Linked DNA regions of Homo sapiens: region 2 is linked to region 1. The links are chromatin contacts, found by Hi-C or POLR2A ChIA-PET in ENCODE. All regions are on one chromosome and are shown on one strand. The core of a region is the stretch at or near the end of the contact, and the rest is flanking DNA. Distances in the headings are between cores, read along the strand shown.

Region 1 (6,683 bases), core at 2,363-4,862:
AATTTGTTCTCTCTTTGGGGCCTGGGATATCCATCATCTTGTCCTACCTTGGACATTGGAGCTCCTGATTCGTAGAACTTCAGGCTCTGGACTTACACCAGTGACCTCCCCTGCCCACTTGCCATGGGCTTCCCTGGTTCTGAAGCTCTCAGACTTGGCCTGAATTACACCACCAGCTTTCCTGGCTCTCCAGCTGGCAGGTGGAAGATGGTGGGACGTCTCAGCTTCCATAACCATCTGAGCCAATTCCCATAGTAAATCTCCTATCTATCATCTATATATCTATCTATCTATCATCTATCTGCCTATCTGTCTATCTATCTATCATCATCTATCTATCTATTTACCTGTCATCTATCATCTATCTCCTGTTTCTCTGGGGAACCCTGCCTAATACAGTGGGATTATTTGAGTAACAACTTTCTCCTCAACCTGGCTGGACGATCCAAAATGATCAGGGCCACGTCTGTTGGACAGTGAGAGCATTTAGGGGAGCATGCAGCCCGGAGTCCAGGTTGAATCCTGGATCTGCCACTTACTAGCTGTGTGACCTTGAAAAAAAAGACTGAGCTTCACTGTGCCCCGAATCCTCCATAAAATGAAAATAATAGTAGCATCTGCTTTAGAGAGTGGGTATGTAGATTAGATGAGATCATACTTACAAAGCACTTAGCACAGTGCTTGGCCATACTAAGAACTTGAAAATGCTAATTGTTATTATTATTATTTACCTCTATGCATATCTCAAGGTCCAAAACAAAAGCTAAGTCAGAAAAGGAGGAAAAAATGCCAGATGCCGGGAGAACATGCCAGCTTCTGGAGTGAGATGCGGAGATTGGGGGATTAGCAGGAAGAAGAAAGAGCCACTGAAACCACCCAGTTATCCCTGCATTTATTTATCCAAAGACCATCACTGAAGGTCTTCTACTTCCAAGCCCCACCTGGGCTTCCAGCCTAATAGGAGAAACAAACCTTAAACAAACAATGGTGCATAAATCATGATTTCATTACAATTGTGATGAGTGAGGCAACATACGGTACAGAGGACTTAAGAATATTTTAACAGGAAAATCACCATAGCCCAGGGCTGGAGGTTGGGAACTGGGGAACTGGGGATAAGAATCCAGAAAACCACCCTGCCCAGCATGCAGAAGGGAGTTAATGGAGAAGTCTTGCTGGGTCGGCCTGTAAGGGATGAGTCCACACAAGCATTTACACAGGCAGAAGGAGGGCAAGGTCATTACATCCCTTTTGGACACAGTAAATGTCCAGTTGTCCTTTTCCCTGCCACTGTATAGTAAGATGGTGGTCAGGACCTGGGGGTGCCAATGACTGATCTCAACCATACCTCTAAGCTGAGAAGGGAAAGGTCACTGATTATTACTTAAGCCAGACTTAAAGAACAGTCCCAAAGCTTCTGACAGCCAAGACAATGTCCTCTTCGCTTTCAATGACAAAGGCCCAACTGAGTAACATATGAACATTGAGGGAGCCAACTGCACACAGACACTTGGACCACTGACCCAGGGAAACTCCTTAACTGCTTGAATGAAGTACCAGTCATTCATGGTCAATAGATTCTTCTGCTGCATGGAATTTCTGCTGGGCTGGTGGAGGCAGCTGAGAAATAATGGGGAGAGGCCAGGACAAAGCATGGAAAAACTTCAGTTACGTTTTGTTGGTTAACAATGGGACCTTCAACAAGACACTCATTGGCTTGGGTCTCACTTTCTTCATCTGAATAATGGAGATAATAACACCTAAGTAGGCACGTTCCTGGCTTTAAGTAACAAACACCCACTAACAGGGGCTTAAACAAATATATGTTCATTTTTCTGACATAAGGAGTCGCAGCCAGTTGGGTGTGGACATTGGAGAAGCATCTCAGTAATGTCAGAGGTTTTGGATCTGCTTCTTTGCAATTTTCTCATTCTTTCCCTCATGGTCACAAAATGGCTGCTGTAGTTCCAGCCATCAAGTCTGTATTTAGTAAGGCAGTAAGAAGAGGGGGTGAAAGATAGGACTGCCTCTCTACCCTTTACACAGCCATCCTGGTGTTGCCTGACACACTTTTGCTTTTAACTCATTGGCCAGATCTCTGTCCTGGGCCATCCCTAGCTGCAAGGGAAGCTGACAAAGTGAGTTTTAGCTTTTCTTTTCTTTTTTTTTGAGACAGAGTCTCACTCTGTTGCCCAAGCTGGAGTGCAGTGGCGTGATCTCAGCTCACTGCAAGCTCCGCCTCCTGGGTTCATGCCATTCCCCTGCCTCAGCCTCCCGAATAGCTGGGACTACAGGCGTGTGCCACCTCACCCAGCTAATTTTTTGTGTTTTTAGTAGAGACGGGGTTTCACCATGTTAGCCAGGATGGTCTTGATCTCCTGACCTCGTGATCCGCCTGCCTTGGCCTCCCAAAGTGCTGGGATTACAGGCGTGAGCCACTGCGCCTGGCCGAGTTTTAGCTTTTCTAATCTATAGAGCACATGAAGAGTGTCTATCTCAGCATATAAAGCAGAGACTCCACTAGGCAGTGAAGGAAGGTAGGCAAAATGGATGTGTGTTTCATATCTGTGCCCCACACCCCATCCAGGGTCCGTCTCTCCCCAGCAGTTGTCATAAGGACTCATTATCATTTAGCCATCATGCAGAATATCAGAGCTGCCAAAAGGGAAAGCAAAGTGAATCGTCCTAAAGCAGCCTGCTTTTTCTTTTTTCTTTTTCTTTTCTTTTCTTTTTTTTTTCCTATTTGGAAGGTTTGGATTTGAAGTAAATCATCATTAAGCAGTCTAAGTATTTCCTTTATTTATTTATTTATTTGTTTATTTATTTATTGAGACAGGATCTCACTCTGCCATCCAGGCTCAAATGCAGTGGTGCAATCTAGGCTCACTGCAGACTCAGCCTCCTCAGCTCAAGTGATCCTCCCACCTCGGCCTCCTAAGTAGCTGGGGCTGCAGGCACACACCACCACACTGGCTAATTTTTGTATTTTTTTGTAGAGAGAGGGTTTCACCACATTGCCCAGGCTGGTCTTGAACTCCTGGGCTCAGGTGATCCTCCTGCTTCAGCCTCCCAAAGTGCTGGGATTACAGGCATGAGCCACCACACATTTTGCTTTTTAAAGCATTTACTTTAAAAATCTCACCTCTTTCAATCCTCGTTCTGTTCATTGTTTGCTCCAAGTTCGAGGGGCCTGTCAGTTCTTCCTGCAAATAAAATCAGTGAACAACCCTGTAGGTACACTTCAAGGTATACAGGGGAGCAGAGAATGCCGCCTGGGTAGGGGCGAGTGTTACTTCAGCGGCAGGGAAAGCCTCTGTCAATATTTGCGAGGAAGAGACGTCTCCAGAAGTAAGAAAGGCCACATTATGGAAATGGCATGTTTTATGCAGGGAGACACTTGAGAATCAGGGAGAGTCAATAAAGGGGCTAAGAAGGGTCAAGAACTTGGGTTTGAGAATAAGGCGAGTCTACTAGTTGAGAAGGAGAATAAGGCTTCGGTAAGCCAGCCCCACCTGCCACCTTGCCACCCCTTTTTAGGAAATAAGGGACAGTTGCCAGGGGCTGTTTTGTGACATAATCTAGAGGTATTTATGCCAAAAGGACTGACGGAAATACCACCACTGCCAACCACGACAGCATCCTGGTTCCCTAAACGGATGGGCTTCTTTGTTTTCCTTTGTCACAAGGAATTAGAGGAATGTGGCTACACCCGCAGCTTCTAACACCAGCTAGCCTGGGTTCACATCCTGGATGAATCACTTACTGTGTAACCTCAGGCATATTGTTTAACCTCTCTGTGCCTCAGCATCCTCAGCTGGAAAATGGGGGTGGCAATAGCAGCACCTCCCTTGTGTGGTTGTCAGGACAAAATAAGTTAACTCAGGGAAGTAAGGAAAGTTAATTAGTAAATAAGTTAACTCTGGGTAAGTAAGGTATCGAGGACGGGGGCTGGCCTCTAGAACGTGCTGTGTTAGTGTTGGTGATTCTTACGTGTGAACCAGCAGCAGATGGAAGGTCTGGCCGTTGAGGGATGCTACTTTTTTCCTGACGATGACTATGAACGTCTTGTGTGGTCTAAGACAGCAGTCCTTTTTGGCATCAGGGACCGGTTTCATGGAGGACGATTTTTTCCACGGTCGGGGGGTGAGGGGGGTCAGGATGGTTTTGGGATGAAACTGTTCCACCTCAGATCATCAGACATTAGTTGGATTCTCATAAGCAGTACACAACTTAGATCCCTCGCATGCCCAGTTCACGATAAGGTTCATGGTCCCATGAGAATCTAATGCCACCACTGATCTGACAGGAGGCGGGGCTCAGACGATGATGCCAGGGATAAGGGGCGGCTGTAAATACAGATGAAGCTTCGCTCACTTGCCCGCAGTGACTCGCCCCACTTCCTGCTGTGGGGCCCAGTTCCTAACAGGCCACAGAGCGGATGAGTACCGGTCCACAGCCCAGAGGCTGGGGACCCCTTGTCTCAGAGACATCTTGAGAACCTCTTTATTTCCTCTTTGTTAATGCAAGAAGTGGTTTTGAAAGCAATTCATGCATTTTCAGGAAAGAAGGCAAAAGAGACTAGGGAAGGGGGTGGGGAAGGCTTACCAGGTGCTGTATACACGACAAAGCAGAAAGGCTGGGAACTACAACTCTGGAGTCAGACACATTTTGGGTTGAACTCAGTCACTGCCCATTAGCATAGTGATCCTGGAGAAGTCATCTACCCTCATGTGTGAAGGAGAAACAATGAATGCTCCTGGACCCTAGAGCTGCTCAGAGGATCCAATAGAGCAAAGATGTCAAAAGGCCAGCGCCATGCCTGGCACAGAGGAAGGATTCAATCAGTTAATTCAGCCATGCTGAAGCCACCATGATGTGACAGAAAATCAGCTTGCAGCTGGGGGAGCGGGATTTGCCTCCTGATCATCTGCCCCGGAATCCACCACCTTCCTGAATGGCAGTCCCAGCAGCGCCAGGGTGGAAGCAGATGCTGGCTGAGGAGAGAATCCTGCCCTTCCCCGTCCAGCCACTTCCAGCCGTCTCCCAGCCCCTGGGTGCTGCACGGGCAGTACCAAGACTTCCCTGGCCCGGAAGGACCTCTGACAAGGCCCTGGAAGCCCAGCAGGGCCAGGCTGGGCTTTGAGAGGAGATGAGTGTTAGGAGTGCGTGTCAGGTGGGGGAAGGGAGCTGTAAGCAGCAGAGACTGGCCAACCTTGCCCATGAGCTTTAGGTCTCCATCTATGTGTCCATGCAGAAGGGCCCCCAGAGGAGAGCAGCATCCCGGCCTCTGTCAGGAGAGGAGAGAGTTACCCGATTTAAGGAGCTCAGGAGAAAGAGTGAGTGTGCTCAGCTCATCCCTCCCCTGTGGGAGCCAGCTCCCACCAAGGGTGAAGAGGGTCAGGCCCTGGGGTTGGGGGTGGATGGAGGTCTGCAGAGGTCCCCCAGCAGCCCCTGTGAAGGATGGGCAAATTCGTTTGTGCACTGCAGTCTTGGCAGCCTTGCACATTGTCCCCAGCTTCCCGTTCCCCAGCCTACCTCTTTTTTTTTTTGTTTTTGAGACAGGGTCTCACTCTGTCGCCCAGGCTGGAGTGCAGTGGCGCTGTCTCGGCTCACTGCAAGCTCCGCCTCCCGGGTTCACACCGTTCTCCTGCCTCAGCCTCCCGAGTAGCTGGGACTACAGGCGCCCGCCACCATGCCCGGCTAATTTTTTTGAGTTTTTAGTAGAAATGAGGTTTCACCGTGTTAGCCAGGATGGTCTCGATCTCCTGACCTCATGATCTGCCCGCCTTGGCCTCCCAAAGTGCTGGGATTACAGGCATGAGCCACCACGCCCGGCCTCATCCCCAGCCTACCTCTTGTAAAAATGAGCTGCCACTTTGCTGTCCATCCCTGGGACCCTGGCAGGCTCCATGAGTAGGCAAGAGAGGGGTGTGGTTCACCAGCCCCACCTCCAACAATGTCGGGAAACTCTGTGTTCCATCTCCTCCTGAAGCTGGCAGCCCTCAGTGTATACTTTCTCAGCTGCAAATGCTACCATTTTAAACTCAGAGGATTTTAAAAAATATATTTGAGCCTCACACAGGAAGACCCAAAAATTATTAAAATATAGAACATTTAGACTGTGGGGCAGAGACTGCATCTGTTCTGTTCACTTACCCCTAGGTCCTAACATACATAGTAGGTACCCAATAAACATAAGCTTAGCAAATGACTGAAAATTAATTTAAGCAGCTCATATGTGAAAAGAGCATATACACAAAGATGTTCATTGCAGCATTGTTTATAATGGTAGAAAATTATTTTGTACAATCTGGTTAAGAAATCTGTGGTATATGAATGCAATGAAATGGCATGCTATTATTAGAATTAACAAGAGGACTATCAAACCAGGAGAACAGGTTTACGGGATGTTGCTAAATGAAATTTAATAATACTGTGATTTAAAGAATGTAAACGTGTATATCTACATAGATGAAGATTGAAAGGCCCATTTAGAGATAAAGTCATTGCTGTGTAAAATTAGCAGCAATTAAGAAACACCTTTGGTAATGTTTTACAGTGGATTCTAGAATATGTTTTAAACTCTTTTAAAGAAACCCCTGCAGTATTTTCTAAACAGATGAGATGGTGGTTTGCTATTTTCCAGAGTCCATTGAGTGAGCTGTGAAAGGCCCCATTGGATA
Region 2 (6,683 bases), core at 1,491-3,990, 490 kb after region 1:
AAAAACTTGTGCACATTTGTAAGCTAAAGGGAAAAGATGTAAGAGAGGAAGACATGGGAGATACCGGAAAAGTTAAAATAATTGATGGAGTAAGGCTCCCATTGGAATTGTAATGGAATAGTATCCAGGGCACAGGTCAACTAGTCAGTCCTGGGCAAAAGAATCAGCTCTTCTGAGATAGGGGTGAAAGAAGTTAAAAATAGACATTGTTAGAGATACGAACAGAGGTGAAGGGAAAGGAAAGAGCACGCTGGGAGAGACATGCCTAAAGACTCTATTTTCTCTGTAAGCCTGCCCTACAACAAACATTAAAGGAATTTCTCCAGGCAGAAGGAAAATAATACCAGATAAAAACCTGGATCTACACAAAGGAAAGAGTGCTGGAAATATAACTTTATATGATAAAATCTAAAAGATATATTTTTCATTTTTAGTCTCTTTTTAAAAATAACTGAAGCAAAAAATAATAACAATATATTACAGGATTTACTATTTCAAAAAAGTAAAACGTATTTCAAAAAAGAGTACATAAGTAAAACGTATTTCAAAAAAGAGTACATAAGAAAGAGGAGTGGTATTTCAAGTATAGTGACATAAGCTTCTTATCCTATATGTAAAGTGGTTTACTATTGTTTGAAAGTAGACTGTGATAAAAAAGATATAAGCTCTAAATCAATGGTTCTCAAAGTGTGGTCTAGGGGGTCTGAGGAAGGTTAGATCTAGAAATCCCAACACCTAGCTAACAGAAGTACCAGAAAGAGAGACTCACGTTTATGTTAGCATGATAAAGGCTTTAAGAAATCCCGTAGTAGGATGTGGAGAAATAGGAACATGTTTACACTGCTGGTGGGACTGTAAACTAGTTCAACCATTGTGGAAGACAGTGTGGCAATTCCTCAAGGATCTAGAACTAGAAATACCATTTGACCCAGCCATCCCATTACTGGGTATACACCCAAAGGATTATAAATCATGCTGCTATAAAGACACATGCACATGTATGTTTATTGAGGCACTATTCACAATAGCAAAGACTTGGAACCAACCCAAATTTGTCCATCAATGATAGACTGAATTAAGAAAATGTGGCACATATACACCATGGAATACTATGCAGCCATAAAAAAGGATGAGTTCATGTCCTTTGTAGGGACATGGATGAAGCTGGAAACCATCATTCTCAGCAAACTATCGCAAGGACAGAAAACCAAACACCGCATGTTCTCACTCATAGGAATTGAACAATGAGAACACTTGGACACAGGAAGGGGAACATCACACACCGAGGCCTGTTGTGGGGTGGGGGGAGGGGGGAGGGATAGCATTAGAAAATATACCTAATGTAAATGACGAGTTAATGGGTGCAGCACACCAATATGGCGCATGTATACATATGTAACAAACCTGCACGTTGTGCACATGTACCCTAGAACTTAAAGTATAATAAAAAGAAAATAAAAAAATAAAGAAGAATTAACACCAACAACAATAAAGAAATCTCGTAGTAAGCAAGTTTGTTTAACTTAATGTTTAACAAATTTGATTGACCACAGAACTCACTTTTCAAGTTATACTTATTAACATCTCACAGAACTAGTGTTACCATGAAATATATTTTGGAAAATGCCACTAGTTCTGAAAGACATTAATAAATATTAAAAAATATCCTAGTCACAATATGAACACAGATATGCCTTAAACAATGTATGCATTCTTGTAGCTAATAAAACATAAATTAGTAGCTGCATATTTTGAGAAAAAAAAAATCACAGGCTTTAGAATAGACCCGATCTGGTTTTCAATCGTGACTCACCACTTACAAGATAAGAGACCTTAGACAATCTACTGATCTTATTGTGAGGATTATACGACACAACATGTATAAAAAAAACCTGTAAGTTACCTGGTACATAGTGGTAGGTACTCACTAAATAGCAGATAATGATGATAATGATGAAGATAAACAAGAGTCCTTTAAATAGTACATTCCCCAACACATTTTAAATGAAATTCAATTCTCAAAAGTTCCATCTTATTTGAGGAGCATAGAGTAAACCATCTCTATTAATGTTTTTTAAAGAGTGGAATTTATAAGCTCATAGTGTACCACCATGCCCGGCTAATTTTTATAATTTTTGTGCAGACAGGGTTTGGTCGTGTTGCCCAGGCTGGTCTCAAACTTATGAGCTCAAGCGATCCACCTGCCTTGGCCTCCCAAAGTGCTGATAGCCAACTAAGAGGTTTACTTACTGAGATACTAAAAATATATTACTATGAATATCACACAATGCCACAGCACAGACATCCAAGGAGAGCATTTCAGTGAAGCTCTAGAATTGTTTCTTACTTAAGGTAAAACAACTGAAATATGCATTAAAGCCTTATAATAAAAGGGTTATTGTAATTTAAGTTAAATTTCTTACTGAAATGTTGTTTAATATAGCTCTAACAGTCATTATGAGTAATGTTTATGCTAATGAACTCATCCATTAATATTCACAGAAGAGGATCTGAAGAGGAGGGAGGAAAGCAGTAGTTATTCCAGGCAGTGAAAATTAGATGAATCTTTGTAGGGACAATATAAAAACCTAGTTAGAATGATAATGAAAAAATTGCGCATGTCTTTGGGAAACAATGAGTCCAACCATGTACAGAGGGCCTTGAAAGCTAGGCAGAAGAATTCAAATTTGATCTGATAGGCAGGGAAAAAAACCACTGTTAAATTCATCATCTTAGGACCCATGTAATAAAAACAATGTTTAAGAATGACTAGGCTATTAGTGACACTTAATTTGCCTCAAATAGAGAGTGAGTCAGGAAGCCTACTTTATTACTTGAATGATGGCTATATTGAGACATTAGGCTACAAGAGTAAGACATGCTTGTTATATAAATAAATGATTGAGCAAGTGAACTGTGTTAAAGGGCAAGCAGACAATGGCTTGGTCATTTTTCAGTCAAAGAGGATGAAGGACCAGGTTGAAATAGATGGTCCCACAATTTTATGTGTGGGTGACGGGGAGAATGGTGGCATGAAGAGAGAGACCTATAGGGAAAATTTGTTCATTGATATTCTAAAGTGATATAAAAATTAAAATATTCAGTAGAAATTTTAGACATGAAATTAGATTTTGAAGAACTTGCCTTTATATGTCATATATATTTTTTACATATATACATATATACATTTTTTTTGAGACAAGGTCTTGCTCTGTTGCCCAGGCTGGAGTGCAGTAGCGTGATCTTGGCTCACTGCAACCTCTGCCTCCCTCCCAGGCTCAGAAGGTCCTCTTGCTTCAGCCTCCCAAGTAGCTGGGACTACAGGCGTGTACCACCATGCCTGTAAAAATATAATTTTTATATTTTTTGTGCAGGCAGGGTTTGGTCATATTGCCCAGGCTGGTCTCAAACTCATGAGCTTGAACGATCCACTTGCCTTGGCCTCGCAAAGTACTGGGATTACAGGGATGAGCCACCGTGCCCAACTGACATATTTTCTTTTTACATAGATATGCAAAGTAAATTACATTAAATATGTAGTATATCCTGGGACATGTTTTTCCCCAAGTAGAATTACTTTTTAAATTATATTGATCTAGGCTGTACTTAAAATCTACTTTAGTGTTCAACAATGAGAACACATGGACACAGGGAGAACATCACACACCAGGGCCTGTCAGGTGGGGGGCAAGGGGAGGGAGAGCATTAGGACAAATAACTCATGCATGCGGGGCTTAAAAACTAGATGATGGGTTGATAGGTGCAGCAAACCACCATGGCAAATGTATACCTATGTAACAAACCTGCACGTTCTGCACATGTATCCCAGAACTTAAACTAAAAAAAAAAAAAAAAATCCACTTTAATGACAGTCACCCCAGAAGCCGGTAGACTGGATTAAAATGATCTTATTAAATGTAATTCATATATAAATGTCTGTGAATTTAAGTATTATAATTCCCATTTCATAGATAACAAAAAAATATACGACAGATTTTTAAAGGGATCAGCTGAGGACCAATAGATTTTTTTCTTTTATTTTTTTTTAAGACAGGGTCTCACTCTGTTTCCCAGGCTAGCATGCAGTGGCTTATTGTAGCCTCTAACTCCTGGGCTCAGGCAATCCTCCTGCCTCAGCCTCCTGAGGACATACCTGGGACTACAGGTGTGTGCCACCACATCTGGCTAATTTTTGAATTTTTTATAGAGATGGGGGTCTCACTATGTTGCCCTGGCCTCAAACCCCTAACCTCAAGCGACCCTCCTACCTAGGCCTCCCAAAGCACTGGGATTGCAGTCATGAGCCACTGTGCCCACCCCAGATTTTAATGAACTGAATGGATAAGCAATGTTGAAACCCAGCTGTCTCTAATTTATCCACAAAAATTGACAAAAGAAACAACAAAACAATATACAATAGCTGATAATCCCAATGTAAATAATAAACAAAATCTGAAATATATTTTGCCACATTAATCTTAAGTCAGGTATACCTGACTCTCAAACTAGTAGTTCATGATAAGATTAAGAAAGATTACTTTTCAGAAATGTATTCTGCCTGTTGAGACCTGGGAATGTAATTTTCACTGTGAGCAACAACTTGGGGTTGGAGGCAGAATGGTTGGGATGGGAGGACAGACCTCTTGAATCTGAGCCCTAAGACTTCTAATAGTACCTAAGACTAAGAGGATACGAAGATTTGATATTATCATGAAACAGTATATCTAATTCTTACCATTAATAACTGGCGTGTAAACAACAATCCCAACCAAGTTTGGGTCTGATACAGTTGTGTCCAGAATAAGGCCCCCAATGCTGAAAGAGATAAAATTATATAATTTAGAGAAGAGGGAAGAGAACATACTTGAAGTTATTCTGTACATACAGACACCCCTCCTTTTTAAAATAAAATATTCACACATTTTAAAAATAGAGCAAAAATAAAAATATTCAAAGTAAAAATCAATGTCAACAGTAAAATGTTGAAAATAAAACACGGCATAAGCTCTAGCCCCAAATTTCAGAATTCTGATGTCTAAGATATGCTACTTGTGAAAAGAAAAAGCATACGCTTTAAATGCATTAAAATGTCTTGAACAGTATACGAGAAATTATTAACCATGTCTATTTCTGGGGGTGAGGGTGACAGGGGACTGACGGTCATTTTATATCCTTCTGTGCTTATTAATTTTTTAAAACCATGCCATTGATCACTCTTATAATTTAAAAAATAATTTAAAAAAGAGTATGGTTTCATATTTGAAATAAAGCATAAAAGAGGTTATTTTTATTGTATTAAAACTAGATATTGTTAGGATGTGTCTTATTACTGGCAAATTAAAATAATGAGTTATAGCCACAGAAAGAGCTGATCTTGAGAACAGAAATCTGGAAAACTAACATATCGTTATATGGTAGCAAGCCATACACTCTCAATGTGTCAGTGGAACTTGGAGATTTTTCTAAGTTTCCAAGGCCATTATCAACTGGTTAACATCAGTTTCTGGGTCTGTGTAGTATAAAACATTGCCAGTCCTAATATTCCATGGGATCCTGTGCCCAAATCTTCCAGGAAAATGCCATCCACATTACAACAAAATGAACTACATGCTGTCACAGAATGGGATTGTCAAAATATCAGATCAAATGTTCTTACCTGATAGTTAACATTAGAAAATTATCAAATCTTTATTATTTTAATTCTTTAGTAAAATAAAGGAATTATGCCTTAATAGGCCTAAACTGTGGGCGTTCTCATTAAAGAGGTACACTGTAGAGTCCCAAAATAGTCCTCTTTAGAAATATTTTAACATTTTAAGCCCTAATTAAAAGAATAAAGTACATACTTCAAGAACAAACTAGTTCTGAGTCAAAAAATAAACCTCCCTGACAAAATATATAGATCATGTTGTGGATATAACATAACAATTGCTAAAAATACATTTTTTAGATTCCTGTTAAGCCCAGTGATAAAAGTTACTATAGAAAAAATTAGAAAAGACAAAATGAAGAAAGTAAAAACCAACCCTAGTTACACCATTGAGTTACACTGTTAGTATGCTGTTATATAGGCTTCTAGACTTTTTTTAACTTATTTTGTTACTTATTTAAATTGACAATAAAAATTGCACATATTTATCCTATACAACATGTTTTGAAATATGTATATATTGTAGAATGACTAAATTGAGCTAATTAACTTATGCATTACTTCACATACTTATCTTTTGTGGTGAGAACACCTATACAACATGTTTTGAAATATGTATATATTGTAGAATGACTAAATTGAGCTAATTAACTTATGCATTACTTCACATACTTATCTTTTGTGGTGAGAACACCTAAAATCTCTTGGCAATTTTGATGAATACAATACACTGTTATAAACTATCACCACCATGTTGTACAATAAATCTCTTGAATATGTTCCTGTAGTCTAACCAAAATTTTTAATCCACTGACCAACATCTCCGCAACCCAGCTTTTTTACTATATACATTTTTAAAAATAAAAATTAAATGATAAAAGTAGTTTTATTTGCTTTTATTAAATTTTATTTTTATCATATAGATGTGTGTCATTAAAAAAGTAAAAGTACAGCCAGCATGGTGGCTCATGCCTATAATCCCAGCACTCCGGGAGGCCGAAGTGAGAGGACTGCTTGAGACTAGCAGTTTAAG

Evidence for each region. A loop is a pair of places that touch in the nucleus more often than their neighbours do. ChIA-PET counts read pairs that join two places held with the same protein, here RNA polymerase II (POLR2A). Pooled maps may share reads with other maps.
Region 2: a loop to region 1 is called in a map of adrenal gland, with 2.7 times the contacts of the local background. The contact joins two enhancer-like sites. A Hi-C loop is called at or near these places in 110 of 168 maps with a recorded cell type or tissue (A673, B cell, CD14-positive monocyte and 63 more), 37 of 37 single-sample maps with no recorded cell type and 49 of 50 pooled maps. POLR2A ChIA-PET finds 5 or more read pairs at or near these places in 6 of 52 experiments (BJ, CD8-positive, alpha-beta T cell, PC-9 and 3 more).

What each region holds. Positions count from the first base shown.
Region 1 is chr12:104,367,884-104,374,566 of GRCh38, forward strand. No RefSeq gene overlaps it. Among named protein-coding and RNA genes, the nearest start is that of EID3, 67 kb to the left of the region's middle. RefSeq lists enhancers at 1-114, 3,399-4,155, 4,156-4,913, 4,914-5,669. Within about 2 kb of position 3,613, at least 3 of the 41 ENCODE cell types and tissues checked have a DNase peak (open chromatin) inside an H3K27ac peak, as active enhancers do; they include PC-3 and PC-9, where a contact is called at or near this core.
Region 2 is chr12:104,856,556-104,863,238 of GRCh38, forward strand. It overlaps SLC41A2 (solute carrier family 41 member 2), which reads right to left. Exons shown (of 11, transcript NM_001352171.3): 8 at 4,736-4,815. Among named protein-coding and RNA genes, the nearest start is that of SLC41A2, 98 kb to the right of the region's middle. Within about 2 kb of position 2,741, at least 2 of the 41 ENCODE cell types and tissues checked have a DNase peak (open chromatin) inside an H3K27ac peak, as active enhancers do; they include PC-3 and PC-9, where a contact is called at or near this core.